2 separate regions of the Homo sapiens genome follow, and region 2 is linked to region 1. The links are chromatin loops, found by intact Hi-C in ENCODE. Cell type or tissue: GM12878. All regions are shown on one strand.

The links. A loop is a pair of places that touch in the nucleus more often than their neighbours do. Peaks named below come from ENCODE experiments on the same cell type or tissue, not always from the same donor. Only the 100,000 strongest peaks of a DNase experiment are listed, where the experiment ranks them.
Region 2: a loop joins it to region 1, with 2.4 times the contacts of the local background. A loop is called at or near these places in 2 of 110 quality-filtered maps.

What each region holds. Positions count from the first base shown.
Region 1 is chr11:26,553,281-26,561,280 of GRCh38, reverse strand. ANO3 (anoctamin 3) reads right to left here. Exons shown (of 27, transcript NM_031418.4): 13 at 7,936-8,000; 14 at 1,502-1,562. It overlaps MUC15 (mucin 15, cell surface associated), which reads left to right. Exons shown (of 5, transcript NM_001135091.2): 5 at 56-2,249. The coding sequence ends at 216. Among named protein-coding and RNA genes, the nearest start is that of MUC15, 15 kb to the left of the region's middle. In GM12878, no CTCF peak of the experiment used is centred here; a DNase peak (open chromatin) is centred at 4,527.
Region 2 is chr11:26,328,499-26,336,498 of GRCh38, reverse strand. ANO3 (anoctamin 3) reads right to left here and starts at 4,369. Exons shown (of 27, transcript NM_031418.4): 1 at 4,178-4,369. The coding sequence starts at 4,223. LOC105376598 (a long non-coding RNA gene) reads left to right here and starts at 4,525. Exons shown (of 3, transcript XR_931138.3): 1 at 4,525-4,637; 2 at 4,864-4,979; 3 at 7,774-8,000. In GM12878, a CTCF peak has its summit at 4,440; no DNase peak of the experiment used is centred here; H3K27me3 peaks cover 498 bases.

The DNA.
Region 1 (8,000 bases):
ACATGAATCTTTCAGAGTATCACTGTGAAACAGTATTATTTTGTTACTTTTTTAGTTCTGCGATTAGACAATGCACCGGAACCTTATGATGTGAGTTTTGGGAATTCTAGCTACTACAATCCAACTTTGAATGATTCAGCCATGCCAGAAAGTGAAGAAAATGCACGTGATGGCATTCCTATGGATGACATACCTCCACTTCGTACTTCTGTATAGAACTAACAGCAAAAAGGCGTTAAACAGCAAGTGTCATCTACATCCTAGCCTTTTGACAAATTCATCTTTCAAAAGGTTACACAAAATTACTGTCACGTGGATTTTGTCAAGGAGAATCATAAAAGCAGGAGACCAGTAGCAGAAATGTAGACAGGATGTATCATCCAAAGGTTTTCTTTCTTACAATTTTTGGCCATCCTGAGGCATTTACTAAGTAGCCTTAATTTGTATTTTAGTAGTATTTTCTTAGTAGAAAATATTTGTGGAATCAGATAAAACTAAAAGATTTCACCATTACAGCCCTGCCTCATAACTAAATAATAAAAATTATTCCACCAAAAAATTCTAAAACAATGAAGATGACTCTTTACTGCTCTGCCTGAAGCCCTAGTACCATAATTCAAGATTGCATTTTCTTAAATGAAAATTGAAAGGGTGCTTTTTAAAGAAAATTTGACTTAAAGCTAAAAAGAGGACATAGCCCAGAGTTTCTGTTATTGGGAAATTGAGGCAATAGAAATGACAGACCTGTATTCTAGTACGTTATAATTTTCTAGATCAGCACACACATGATCAGCCCACTGAGTTATGAAGCTGACAATGACTGCATTCAACGGGGCCATGGCAGGAAAGCTGACCCTACCCAGGAAAGTAATAGCTTCTTTAAAAGTCTTCAAAGGTTTTGGGAATTTTAACTTGTCTTAATATATCTTAGGCTTCAATTATTTGGGTGCCTTAAAAACTCAATGAGAATCATGGTAAAAAAAAAAAGTTAACCAAAGAATATACCTGTACATAATTTGTACAGTTTTAAGTTGTTAGATAGGAACTGGATTTCTTATGTATTAGACATTATTGCTCAATCATAATGGAATAGATTCTGCATCCCTAAATGTATGAACCATAAGGTTAAAAAAGATGAATGGAAATATCAAACAACTTTTTACTGAGCATCAGTTTCATAATCAATAATATAAGAAGATTAATTTGGATTCTAGTATGTTTCAGTTTGTTTTTAATTACCACCTTCCTTTGGTAGAAAAAATATGTTCCTTGATGTAGGAAAGTCTAGGTTTTAGAGATTAGAGGATGAGATCAAGAGTTAAATTCCTAAAGAAGCACTGAATATATGAAGAGAGCAAACAAATCAAGTACCAACCTAGAGGCTTTATTTTTGAATTGATTCATGGTGTGTGTGTGTGTGTGTGTGTGTGTGTGTGTGTGTGTGTAACACAGAAACAGCTTCAGAAAATAAGGGATAGAAAGTAATGAAGAAAGTACTTACCCCATATTGCCATAAAAATAGCAAAGAAGACTGTCCCTCCATTATCGAACAAATATGTCACCTGAGTAGAAAACAAACAGAAATATTAGTCATGCAAATTGATTATAATAAGCCAGTGAATACTGTTTGCACTCAGGTACTATGATTTTTTCTCAAATAGAATCATATTATTTTATAGTACAGAAATATTATATATGAATTCCTTTCATGGGTCTTGCAACAATTTCACATGATTTTTCTCATGGGGAGAGGTGAAGAAACAACATTAGCCCTCTTCTCTCCTCTCTTGATTCCCTTTATACCCCACCATCATTTCTGATTATAAATAATTCTACCATTCTATGGAAGTATTTGTGGGTCACAGATTGTCAAACTACTTAATGAAAGTTGTATGAAATTAGTTTTTCAGGTGAGGCATTCCTAGTTGCAATTCCTGTTAGCAAAACTTCTAGGAGTGGGGAAGTTGGAAAATGCAGGATTCTTCCAGTGAGCCAGCATTTCCCATAGCTAACCCTATTCTCTTAGTCTTTCAAAATGTAGAATGGGTCCAATAATGGCTATAAGATGTAATAAATCCCATCTTAATTTGTTTTAAAAGTTTCATAAATCACTGAACACTTATGAAACAAAGTGTTTTTTAATCAGATATCAACTGAAACTTCATAAAGGATGCATAGTTTTATAATGTTATTGAATCAAATTTTAAGGCTTGTATTGTTTGATTTTAATAAAGTATAAATTCAATTTACCTTTGCTTGTTTGCATTTGCATAATGCCCTCAGTATATATGTAACTTAGTGAGAGAAATTAAACTAACACAGTGAAGGCAAAAAATGTCTGGCCAGCACAAAAATTCCATAGAAACGATAGAGAAAATAGGGCATTGTCCTCACAGGAGGGTGAGGACAATCATGGGTTAAAGAACAGTATTATAAGGAAAGTTGGAATGGAATGGTGTCCTCCTTGTTCAATCTGACATCCAGAGGGTGCTCAATGGGAGCATTAAAACAACAGTAATACGTATTTCAGTTGTAACATCTGGAACACACTGCAAAATATATGTAAAGCAAGTCATCATAAAATGTATTTTCCTATAATGTGGCATTATTGATAATATCATCATAGAAAAGATGCGCTCCCTTTGAAGGTTGGTGGATAGGTGCAAAATGTCCCATATGGCTCTAAAATTCATTGTTGGTTAAGGCACGGTATTTCTAAAAATTAATATAAAAATCGGTTTTCAAAACAATCATCAGTGTACATTTATATCAGGAGAGAAAAGGATCATAAAGAAATTCTCCCACAGAGCTCATAAAATTATACCCAGCAGGGAGTCAAGAATTTTTGTTTCTCAAGACGTCCCACAGAGACACCTGAGGCTGCTGAACAGCTGAACAGCTGTCTGTTTTCCTTTGTAAACCAACATCATACAGGAAACAGTCTCTTAGAGTGTTAGAACAGACTTTACACATGGGGATTTAAAGGTCACCAAGAAATAATGGCCCTTCCCCGCTCTAGAAATAACCATGCTTTTAGAAAAGTGGCAAATAAAAAGCCATCCTTAGTAGCAATTGTGTTGCATGAACTTATCATAGTTTGTGTAGTATTTTCCTTTAAAGTGCTTCTCATTTTTTTTCTTACTAGGTTTGCTAACAAATCTTTCAGGCATTTTAAGTCAATAAATTTAAACATTAATAGTTTAGGAACATCTTCCTGAGATAAAGTTGGAGTACATGTAATATTCTTGTAATGTGGGATTATATACATCTAATGGGAGATAAAGCTAGAAGGAGCATTAGAGAAGACTTCAGAACTTGCTCTAAGGAAGAGTACGACAGTGTTTAATCATGTGTTAGATTTACCAAGCTATTACACATGGGATGTATTATGACGTGGGAGATCATAGAGACAACAAGAACAGTTCGAGGTCTGTGGTTATAGCTTGAGATGTTCAGGGCTTTATTTAGGGTGCTGACATATGAGCTGCTGAATGAAAATGGGAAAAAGAATGAAGGAAGAGTCAAGCTTACTGTGAATGGCTCAAGCTTAGATCATGGGTGATTGACAGAAGAATTAAGTGATAACTGGCCTTCTGTCTAATAGGACAAGAGCACTTGTTATACTGAAGAAACTCCAGATGAAATATTGAGAAAATTCCATAAGCAGCATAGCAGATTTTTCTAAAAGCAAAAAGAATCTTGTCCTACACATATAATTAAATATGTAATACATTAAATTATTTTATTAGAAAAACAGCTTGCCTTTATGAATAGAGGGACCCATGGCAAGCATTTTGTTCAACTTTTTTTTTTTTTTTTTGAGACAGAGTCTCGCTCTGTTGCCCAGGCTGGAGAGCAGTGGTGTGATCTCGGCTCACTGTAAGCTCTGTTTCCTGGGTTCACGCCATTCTCCTGCCTCAGCCTCCCGAGTAGCTGGGACTACAGGCGCCCGCCACCACGCCCGGCTAATTTTTTGTATTTTTAGTAGAGACAGGGTTTCACTGTCTTAGCCAGGATGGTCTCGATCTCCTGAGCTCGTGATCCGCCCGCCTCGGCCTCCCAAAGTGCTGGGATTACTGGTGTGAGCCACCGCGCCTGGCTTGTTCAACATTGTTAAGATGACTAGGCATAATATATAAAGAAGGTAGCAAACTTAGCCTAAAAGCTTGATTTAAGTACAAATTGTCCATTTTCTTTGACACCTGATTTCTCTTGAAGAACTGAGTGTGACTACAAATCAAAAAATGTGGGTACTGTTAAAGAGATATATATCTGATTAGGTTGGAAGCTGAAAGTCTATGTTTTCTCCATGATACCTGCTGGGTCTTGTTCTAAAGTTGCTTTATAGGTTCAGAAAAACATAAGGCTCTGAAAAATGCCACTTATATCCCACTAAAGTCTCTCCAGGATAAGGAGAACAAGGTGCCTCCTTGGCAGATTCAACCATGTATGCAGAGCTATTACTGGAGACTTGGAGGGCAGGGAGTCAGAATTGAAGCTGAAGGTCACTCCCTTTCACTTCCTCATTCCTTACCTCTTGGGCAGGGTAAAACCTGAATAACCATTTTATTTGCTGGACCTGGGCAGAAGCTACATAAAAAATGCAGTCTTGATTAGACTATTCTCCACGTATCTTTTAAAAAATTTGGTCCTAGAAATTAGAGTCACCTGAGGAACTTGTTAACATAGAGAGTTTGAGGCCTCACCCTTGACCAATTGATTCTAAATTTCAGGATACGGGGTCCAGAAATCTGCTTTTTTAACAAATGTTCTAGATGATCTGATGTACAGTCTTATACAGACTCCTTTTTTTTTTTCATGAAGTTTCTTGAAAAGAACAGCTTCTCTCCTACTTCTGTTGTAACCTCAAATCAGTATACAGTCTGAGGTTCATACTGGGTATTGAGTACATGTTTGTTAAACAAGTTTTTTTTTAAAGAGAAAATTATTATGAGTAAGACTTAACTTCAAGGGGTTGAGTCATTTTTCAATTATATGAAAAACAATTTAGGACCTCTATCTAATTATTTCACCTTAAATGAGAATTCCTAGCATCACAGGGTTTGATAATGTAGTGTCAGTGCATTTAAATGTGTGCAAATATCACTAAATTACTTAATTGCAAAAATATCCTAATTCCAATACTTTTAAGTACTAAAATAAAAGTAGTCATGAAAGGAAACATTAATGTACTTAAATATTAATTTTTATCATATGATAGGACCAGTTATTTTCCATGCAAACATATCACTGAAATTATAAAGGGAATAATTATATGTACACACATGGCCTTTTCAATATAATATGGAAAATTTAATTTATTTTTCTTTGTCACAAGCAGTAATGGATTCTGTAAGGAACTGAATTGAGAAGTCCCTAGATCATGTGTCCAGATGATTTTGTTTCTAGATGATCCTAGATTGGTTGGCTTGTACCTTTGGCAAAAATCTGCTCCCTTATATCTGATTCTACCCATCAATAAATTATTAGCTATTTAAATTCAAAAATATATAGTAAAATAGACTGTTGATTTCCATCCAATAAGGGAAGAGGAACTCTTATTTTTAAAGTATAAAACAAGTAGCTACATTTTATCTTAGTCAGAGGAACAAATAAAAGACATTTCATCCTAGTGGGTTGTATTTCTTGTATTCTTCCATAAGGCAATATTCTCCTTTGCAAGCTAACTTTTCCACCTTCCTTATACATGTTATTAAGTGAATTCTTTGTGAGTCATCCCTGTCCTTAAATGTACCTTTCTCTGTTCAGAAAAGAAGAGATGTATTTACTGCATGATGACAAAAGCAACCTAGATGTAGTGTTTCCTTGGACGGCTTCCTTACTTTATCACTCTGCCATATGTGGATATTTCTTGTCTTCAGTGTTAAAATAATGCCAATGTGTGTTATTAGATATGTCCAAGTGAAAGAAGAAGTATCTGGATTTTTTTGGCATTCCTAGGCTGTTTTATGTCTAAAATCATAGGCTAGGAGAGAGACATATGTGTATACATCTAATAACTCTTAACACACTTGGTTCTTGCCAAAAGTGATGAGAAAATGCTGCCTCCAAACAAGATAACCATGTTTCTAAGTCTCTATCATCTTTATGGAACATTTAAAAGAATGAAAAACTAAACATTTGTTCTGAAATTAAAGTATAAACGAAACAGACTTTTCACATGTTCTTCATTCAAGATAAATCAGAAACTAACTTTACTAAGTTATGTTCTTGTAGTAAGGACATTGAGTGGCTTTGGATTTTGCACCCAGCCTTGTCAAAATTAATTGTATGGAGACCTCCACTCTGGAAAAGATGGAGTAAGAGGGATTGATTTTATCCCTATGCTGGAAACACCCCCAAAATGCACAAAATGTATAAAACAACAGATTACAAGATGGTAGACATCAGGCAAAAAAGGGCAATGATCCCTGAGAGACGGAAAACAAACAACGCTCACATTATTACTCCTCAGATTACTGCCTTGAAGAGTTCCCAGGGTGTAGAGAAGAATAACCTAGGCAGTACTCAGTGAGTATGTATGCAAGGAAACCATCTGTCAAGGAAAGCACCACTTGAGAGACTGGAGTCAGACCAGCCACTGGGAGCCCTCATTATGCACAGTGACTTGGGTAGCGTACACAGAAAGAGCATTAGAATTGTTAAAATTCATAAAGATTGACCACACCGAGGCTCGGTGACTACACAGAAAACTGGAATTCTCATATACCATGGGTGGGTATGTAAAAGATATAAACACATGGGAAAAGTTTTGCTTAACAGGGTTTTCATAGGCTAACCATATACCTATCACATGATCCAACCAGTCTACTCCTAGGTAATTACCCAAGAGAAATGACAGCATTTGTCCATATAAGGACTTGTAGATGAATGTTAATAGAAGACTTTTTTAAAATAGGCAACAATTTGAAACAATCCAAAATTTTGATAATAGGTAAAGAAATAAACAAACAGGGTATAGATATTATGGAATAATGTTCAGCAATAAAAATGATCTATTGATAAATGCTACATTATGAATGAATCTCAATACATATGCTGTGTGAAAGAAGCCAGAAAAAAATACATAAATACACAGGATTCAATTTACACAAGAATCTAGAAAATACAAATTTATCTATAATGACACAAAGCAGGTGGCTGCTAGAGCACAGGGGAAGGTCAGGGAGGCAGGGATTGAAAGGGCGTGAGGAAAATTTTGGAGAGGATATGTTCATTATCTTGATTATGCTAACGGTTTCACAGGTGCACGCATATAACAAAATATATCAATTCATACACTTTAAGTAGGTACATTTCATTACATGTTAATTACACTTCTATAAAACTGTTTTACAAACGAAAATAATAATGTAGAATTCAGTGTTTCTTAAACTTGAAGGAACATTGAAATCACCCAGGAAAATTTGAAATACACCGATATTCATGTTCCAATCCCAAAGATTCTGATTTAATTGTTCTGGGGTTGATCTGAGCTTCAGGAGTTTTAAAAGCCGTTCAGTTAATTCTAACAGGCAGCAATTTGGGGATTTTTTGAATGTTATTTCATTTTCTCCGTACCGATAGAAGTATTTTAACTTCATAAGTTTTCATGTAACGTACACATTTAGTAAGTAGCAATAGAAGTAATTGTTTGCTAAAAAGAATCTAGATATAATTACATGTGGAAGTTTATGTTTATCTATGGTGGCAAAAATCAGTTATAAAAACAAAGGAAGACAAAAATGTTCAAATAAAAGTATACTCGCTTTCTAATTGCAATAGACTGACATTTTATTCAGTTGTCAATGGCACTTATTAAGGTTGAAACTCTTGAGAACACTTAACTTTGGTAAAAAGCTATTGACTAGAGGACTTCTTACAGCCTGCTTCTCAGTACAGCTCAGGGAGGAGAATGTGAGGGTCCACACTCACCTTGGCATAGATACAGCTGTCGTTGAGTCTCTGCAGGGAGCAGTTCTTGTCACAGAGAGGGCACA
Region 2 (8,000 bases), 220 kb after region 1:
AGACTGTAAGTCTCCATATAAGTGTAAAACATTCTTATTATTAAATGAGTTATGTGAGTAGTAAATGCTTATTTCTATGGAATTACTAAAAACACTCTCTGTTTTAACCAAATGTCCTTTAGGATAATGATGAATCACTTAACAGCCTTAGCTGATCCCATTAAGCCAAAGTCTTTTGGGACAGGCTGTGTTTGATTTGATCTATGGTTCTATGAAAAGTCTTGGTAGCTGTATTGGTAAAGAGCAGCCACCAGAAGCCAAAACTATCATTGTCTTTCTCTTGCCCACCCTTGTATGACACATGAGCTCATCATAAATCAAGCAAAACATGGAAAGCCAGGCTAGGAAGAAAGTTGGACTTTCCCCAGAAATCACTGCTGATGTGTCAGCTAATGTGTTTTTACAAGATGTGCTAAGACAAAAGCAAACATATGCTCCCAGTTGTCTATAACCATAATACACTCCAATTTACCCTTGGGACATCAAAAATAAGCAGACTGCCTCCCCCTCCCCACCACTGCACAGATGTCTCACTTTTTACTTCCTATTAAGCCTCCTAATAAGATAATCTAAAATTTACAGTGGAGTAAAATTCAAAACTATTTGTGTATATCTTCTTCATAAACACAACTGGCACTGCCAAAAAACAAAACGTCAACATTTTCCTACAGAAGTGCAGAGTTGTCTGCAATTCTCGTAAAGGTGTTTAGCAAATCTCTCAAACTTCCTATAGTAGCAAGTCCTTTAAGGAGGAGGGTTTTGCAGCAACAGATTCAGCAACAAAAGAGGACTGAATAATGCTATTATTAAGCACAGTCCCTGGCATACACGCAGCAAAAGCATGGTACTTAAGAGTGGACAGTAAATAAATACCATTTCTTGCAAAAACATTTTAGATTATAAAGTTAATTACAAACCTAAAAATTTCTATGGGAATTTTTTGGAAGTTTTCCTGAGGGATGGACATATGAATTGAGGAGAGTTTGTGATAGTTAACTCCAGACTATTTTAAAAAACCATCCATAGATGGTCTGGAGTCCACTGTTTTCCTTAAGATGAATCCCAAAGTAATAAAGCTGCGTGATGCAAAAGAAAAAAAAAGGCAAGAAATTATAAGGGAACTGCTAAGAGTCCAATATACTACTAAAGAGCCAACCAAAGGTGAATGAGCCTAGATGAATTTTAGTAAGGAAAATCACTAAATTTTTTGAGCCCCAACTGTGTGTCAGACAAACTGCTAAACACCTTATAACTCTGCAAGATAGACATAATTATCTTCATTTCACATAAGCAGTTACTGTGGCTTAGTGATATTAAATGACATAACCTGTAAGTAGAATATATTGGATTAATATCCAGGGCTCAAAATAAAGACCAGAGATTAAATTAATAAATTAGGGCTTACATACAGTATTTCATTTCCCAGATAACCAGTCTGGCATCTATACTTATCTATACTATACTTATACTTACCTATCAAAACCAATTTTGATCGGGGATTGGTTAATACATAGTTCTCATATATAAAGGAGAATCCCTATGCCTTGTGTAGAGTTTAAATATTGAGTGTGTCTGTTTTTCAATTAAGGGTGGAAACTTTAAAAATAATATAACAAGGGTGATTTCTAGTTATATCAGGCTATTTCTAGATATTTTCAAGTTGAAATCAAAATTTTTAAAAGAGACATTGAGCTCACTTGAATAAAACAAAAGTAAATTCCATCAACTGGATTTTTCAGCTAAATTAATTCGTAAAAGTAAACTAAAAGCAAGGCTCTCCTCTTTATCTGGTCACAGAAGAAATCATCTCTGCCTTCATATGCAAACCGTCCCTCCCATTAAACAGAGGAAGAGAGACAGAAAAGGCCAAAGGGATTAGGAATGTATTCTGTTCATGTTATGTATGAAGCAAAGTCCAAAGAAATTAACCACTTTGTTGAAGATTTCTCAGCTAGTAACAAACGCAAGCTTAGAACCTAGGAGTACAGAGTTCCACTACAGAATTTTCTCCATTTTAATGTGCAATTTTCAGGTTAATTTTATGGTGAAAAGCACATCTGAATGTTTTGTTGTTGTTGTTGCATACCTCCTAGGACAGATCACATCTAGAGAATTATTTTGCTTCTTCCTATTTGAAGAATAAAAATAGCTAATCCTCAATTTGGTCTGTTTTTTTCCTAATGCCCATGCAGGATTAAGAAGCCATTAACCAGAACCACTTAGCTAAAATGAATCTTGCTTCCTTCCTACCGGAGTACTCCTCCTCTAGATTTGTATCCTTTTGCTGAAGTTGCCTTTTGTGCCAAAGAGTAAAGGAAGACTTGAAATTAAATGGCTCATAATGCATCATAAAGGAAACAATGTGAAATGCCAGCAATTGCACAATTTCTTATCACTCTCTTTGAGCAATGACGGTCGGACCTACAGTTGTCAATTATTTCCTTCTTAAAAACACAACATGTATCCATACATAATACATTGTTGTGGGGGCCATTTGAAGCTTCCAGATCCCAGAAATGAGTCACCCATAGCCAATGCATCAGTGGAGGTATTTATTCTGTGAGGCTGTTGCAAAGTTCCTATCATCTTTGTCTTCATTCTGAAAGTTTATGTATGTTTAAAACCATGATTAAAGAGAACACAACTTCTTGAAGCAGTTTAACTTTATTTGAAATGTTTAGAGTTGAAGTAGAAGTGCATACTAGGTGAAATTTTTGTCTACCCCTACAGTCTCACACATCACTCCCAATTTCAACATATATTTGAAACATCCTAGAGAACTTGGGCTTGAACTGAGTACAGAATTATGGAACTGGAAACTCAGTCAGTCCCATATTCTGTCTTACGCAGGAATCCCTTCGAAATTGTTTCTTGTGTGTTAATCTAGTTTTTGTTAAAAACAAACAAAAAAGTCAAGGGCCGGGTACAGTGGCTCACACCTGTAATCCCAGCACTTTGGGAGGCTAAGGCGGGCGGATCACGAGGTCAGGAGATGGAGGCCATCCTGGCTAATACGGTGAAACCCCGTCTCTACTAAAAACACAAAAAAATTAGCTGGGCTTGGTGGCGGGCGCCTGTAGTCCCAGCTACTCAGGAGGCTGAGGCAGGATAATGGCATGAACCTGGGATGCAGAGCTTGCAGTGAGCCGAGATCGCGCCACTGCACTCCAGCCTGGGCAACAGAGCGAGACTCCACCTCAAAAAAAAAAAAAAAGTCAAAGAGCTACATAAAAACAACTGTTGATGAAAGAAATACAAATAATATCTGGAGGGTGGGGATGAGAATATTTAAGTAAATATTTACTTTGAATGAACAAATTCAGCATTCCAGAATTCACACATCTAAGGCACTCTATGGTTAACTGTATCATAATTACCATTATTAATTCAGCAAAGTGGCAATTGTGTTAATTAATGCTTCTGGATAATAAAACTCCAAAAACTGTGAATGTGCCTCAAAATAAAAATGCTCTGTAAAAAGCCTTTTAAACCAAATAAGAAACAAAGATCAAAGAGTGAGGATAACTTGAACATACAGATTCTTGTCACTATGCCCAGCAAGAAACTTGAGGGAGAAACTAAAAGACATAATACGAAGCCCCTAGAAGAGAAACCTAACCTCAAGAACTTGAAACCCAGAATCAAGCATGGGACATGGGCAAACAATAAATTTTCCCAAGGAAGTGACAGAGCCCCTTTAACTGCAACAGGCCAACTCTGGAACTCCCCCAAGAATTCATTTATCTTATGATTGTGTAAATGCGTCTCAAGGAGTAGACACACTTTTGTGAAGATTACTCAACATTTGAACCACAGAAGACGGCAGATATTGTTGAACATTTCTGTCCTCACCCCTCAGAGCTCTACTGAGCTATTCGGACAATCCCTACTAAGCGGGTTTACTGCAGTGCATTGAAACAGTCTTCACAGAGATATACATTAAGTCAAGTCCTGAAATGACGAATTCCGATACTCCCAGGCACTGTGCGGAGGCTCAGAAAATCACTCATCTAGGATGCAGAGTGAAGAGGAATTTAATTTTTTTTTTTTTTTTAACTTCACAGAGTTCCCCACCTCTGTGTCGCATAAGCCTGCAAAGGATGCTCCTACACAACTGCAAGGGCATGCAGGGGGGAAGTGACGCCCGCAGGGAGAGGGGAGCAAGATTCCAACTGACCTTTTTGCTGTTTAAAGGACTGAATGGAGCCTGAATGGTGGACCATTTTCACTCTGCGCGTCCCAGCCGGCTTAGGGAGCTGCCCGAGAGGGAGGCGGAGGAACAGTAGCCAGACTCTAGACGCTCCAAGGTCCGGAGCCTCAGCGAGCGCACTGCAATCCGACACCTGCTGTAGCCGGCACTTCGCTCTCCAGGCTACGCGCCCGCCGGTGTCGTTGTCATGGGAACGCGGGAGGGCGGTCTAGCGTCCGGCTCCCCTTAGCGGCTACTCTGGGAACAACCCCGCATCCCCCGCGCGTCCAGTGCCACAGTGAGGGGTGGGCGTTGAGCGGGGTTGGCTGGGAGTGGGAGCAGAAGACTTTACTGGAGGAGGAGATATAAATCGGAGCAAACCTCTAGAGCTGATACTGATGCCCTCTTTGCCAAGCTTTGAGGCTGGTTATTTATTTCCTAAAAGTTGGTAGGTAAACCCTGGGACTTTTAAGGAAGGGCAAAGTTGGTCTGTGCTCTGAGAGGGTATGCAGTGGCAGATGCAGAGACGTTTCTGTTTTTCTTTCTTAAATTTAAGTAGAGGGGGCAGAAAGCCACCCCAGCTTAGTTAGCCAGTAGCATGTTTTATTAGGTAAGCTGTGTTCTATGTCTAGCACTTTTCACTTGAGTTTTCCTCTTCTTCTTCTGCCATTCAGGCCTTGAATCATTTATGATGATGATGACTGAGGACCATTTATAACCTACTTAGTCACAGGGGCTGAAAAAACACTACCCACGATGCTCGATTTAATCTTCATAAAAGCCCTGTAATGTAGGTAAACTATGATTCTAATATTATAAAAAGAAACTTAAGATCAGAGCAACAAAGATTTCTCAAGACCACATAAATCAACACCTTATTTGAAAGAGAAGGCACCCGATACCCAAAGAAGTGAAGTAACTCTTTTTGTTTAGTTTGAGAAGTTTTATTTTATTATTTATTTATATCTTCACCATGTATTTTAAGTTCGTGGTACATGTGCAGGATGCGCAGGTTTGTTACATAGGTAAACGTATGCCATGGTGGTTTGCTGCACAGATCACCCCATCACCCGGGTATTGAGCCCAGCAGCCATTAGCTATTGTTCCTAATGCTCTCCCTCCCCCTCCAACAGGCCCCAGTGTGTGTTGTTCCCCCATTGTGTCCGTGTGTTCTCATCATTCAGCTCCCACTTTGAAGTAACTTTTGAAAGACCAAACTGCAGTGGCCAAAATAGGACCAGAAGCTAGCTGAACACATTTTTCAGTAGGATCTCCTTTCCTCCATCTATCTCTGCTCCCTGATTCAAAGCCCTAAGTTCTTCCTGGAAGATGTAAGATGTTATTGAACAGACACATCGTGAGAGTCCGTTGCTTCCTCAGTTTTGAAGTTTTATGGAATCAACTCAGAATCAGGTGAATAATCCAAATAAAAGCAGATAAAAAATATGCAGAAATTTCCAAACTTTCGATACCTCAAAAATATTGAGTTATTATTGTATGCTGTTTGATTCATCTGTGGTGCATGATACAAAAGAATGAGGGGAATATAGCTTTGAACAAACAGATGCTCCAATTATTTATGGATGCATAACAAACTACCCTGAAACTAAGCTGTAAACTAAAATTTATTATTATTACTTATGGATTTTGCAGGTGGGCTAGATTCAGACAGGCAGTTATCTCTCAGAGTCTCTCTTGATTGTTCAGTAACTGGTCTTAAAGTCATCTGAAGCAAAAAGCGAAATTGGATTCTACTCTCAGTGGGAGGAAGAGCAAACAATGTGCTACCTTCTTTAATGTATCATAATGGTCTTTCCAGAAAGAAATGCTGAGCATTCAATAAGAGCTCAGTATGCAGGCATTGAAGAAATACTTGGTTACAGACAATGAACTCAGTGTGAGTTCACCTCCAAATGAAGATCTAAAACACAGTTCAGAGACTGTCTCCGTAAGGGCTTTTAATACAGATATTGTATAGATGAGGGCATTGAAACCGAGAAGAATAAATGACTTGCTCGAGGATGTTTTTTTTAAATTTTGTTCATCCAGAGTTAAAATTCTGATAGAACTCAGCTTACAGATCATTCTGATGTGAACCAACTCATTGATTCTAATGCAACCCAATTCTCCTACGTGAGGATTAGACAATGAATTTAAGAATGGCAGAAAACTAACACCCAATACTTACTAGTCAGTTATGACCCCTGTAGATCTCATTTAAATGTTTAAAACCCCCTTTTAAATCACCGGTTTTAGAATCAGAAATATTTTTGAAATTTAAACTTTAATTCAATCCCTGGTCAGCAGGACTAGTTAAAAGAATTAAAGTCCCCTCGCCGGGCGGTGGCGGGCGCCTGTAGTCCCAGCTACTCAGGAGGCTGAGGCAGGAGAATGGCTTGAACCCGGGAGGCGGAGCTTGCGGTGAGCCTAGATCGCACCACCGCACTCCAGCCTGGGAAACAGAGCGAGACTCCGTCTCAAAAAAAAAAAAAAAAAATTTAAGTCCCTCTATTCCACATTTCTAGGCACAGGTATCACCTTTACCTTCCTAAGATCTTTTTCTGTTGATCCCTGATTTTCTCCAACCTACTCCCTGATCCAAAACCCAGCAGGAGGCAAATATGTATCTGCCAGAACTAGAAATGAGTTGAGATTTTGAACCTCATTGGATTTTTTTCCAAGGAAAGAATGTTTGTTATTATTTCTAACACCCTTGCACCCTAACCTCCTTGGTGCAGCTATGATTAAACTATCTTGTCATAAAGTTAATTACTTTTCTTAAAATTAGAAACATTTTAGGTTGGACTGCCAGATTGACTAGCAGGGGATTCAAAGAACATCTTTGCTTGTTTTAAAATCAGTCTTTTAGGGGAGGTTGCTAGAGGAACAGCTTTGTGAGGGGCCGAGGAAATTTGAAGCACCATCTGCTTTATAGAAAGGCAGTGCAAAGAGAAAAAGATTCCTCTCTCTCTCTCTCTCTCTGTGTGTGTGTGTGTGTGTGTGTGTGTGTGTGTAAAGAAAGAAAGTACGTTTTGGAAGTGTAGAAAGAAGAGTTTGAGCAAAAGCCCTCTTTTTTAACTCAAAATAAAAATTCTGTGTTGGGGTAAAAGGAAGCATTTTGATGGACTGACATTTCCATTGTGGACAGTTTAAGAATGGATAGCAAGTAGCCTCATTAAGGAAAGCTAAGCTAACTATGAACTATGTTGGGTTGCTTTTTCCTACTATTTTTAGCTTCAAACATTTTTCTCCAAATTTTAATGACATGCAAAATGTGTATTTTATATAATGTTTAGTGAGGGGGCATGATTAATGTATAATACACAGTACAGTCTTGACTCTGTTTTCCAAAGTAGAAAAAAAAAGCCTAGAAATAAACATGCGAAAATGTCTGGAGTAATCATGCTTGCAAGTTGAGTAAAGGGTAATATTTTTTATACTTTCATATATTTTTATCATTTTCATACTTTATCAATGATATGTGTTGATTTTATCCTTATTACATGCATAGATCTTCAACCCCCCTACCCATATACCTGTCTTGCTACAACTTCAATTTTTCTCTTTTTTCTCTTTGGACCTAGGGTTTCGTTCCCCTTCATGTTTCTGCTGCTCTTGCTCCCCACAACTCACAACCTGTCTCCTGTCCTCCTTAAGTAATTAACTTTGCAGCCCCCCTGCTAACATTTGCTCCCCAGAGAGGTAAGAAACTCTGATGTTTACATCACTGGGAGACTTTTTATTCCTTTGAATTTCGAAATAGGTCCCTCAGCTCAGCCAGTTGTGAGTTTCTCTGTATTGTGCTCTGTCA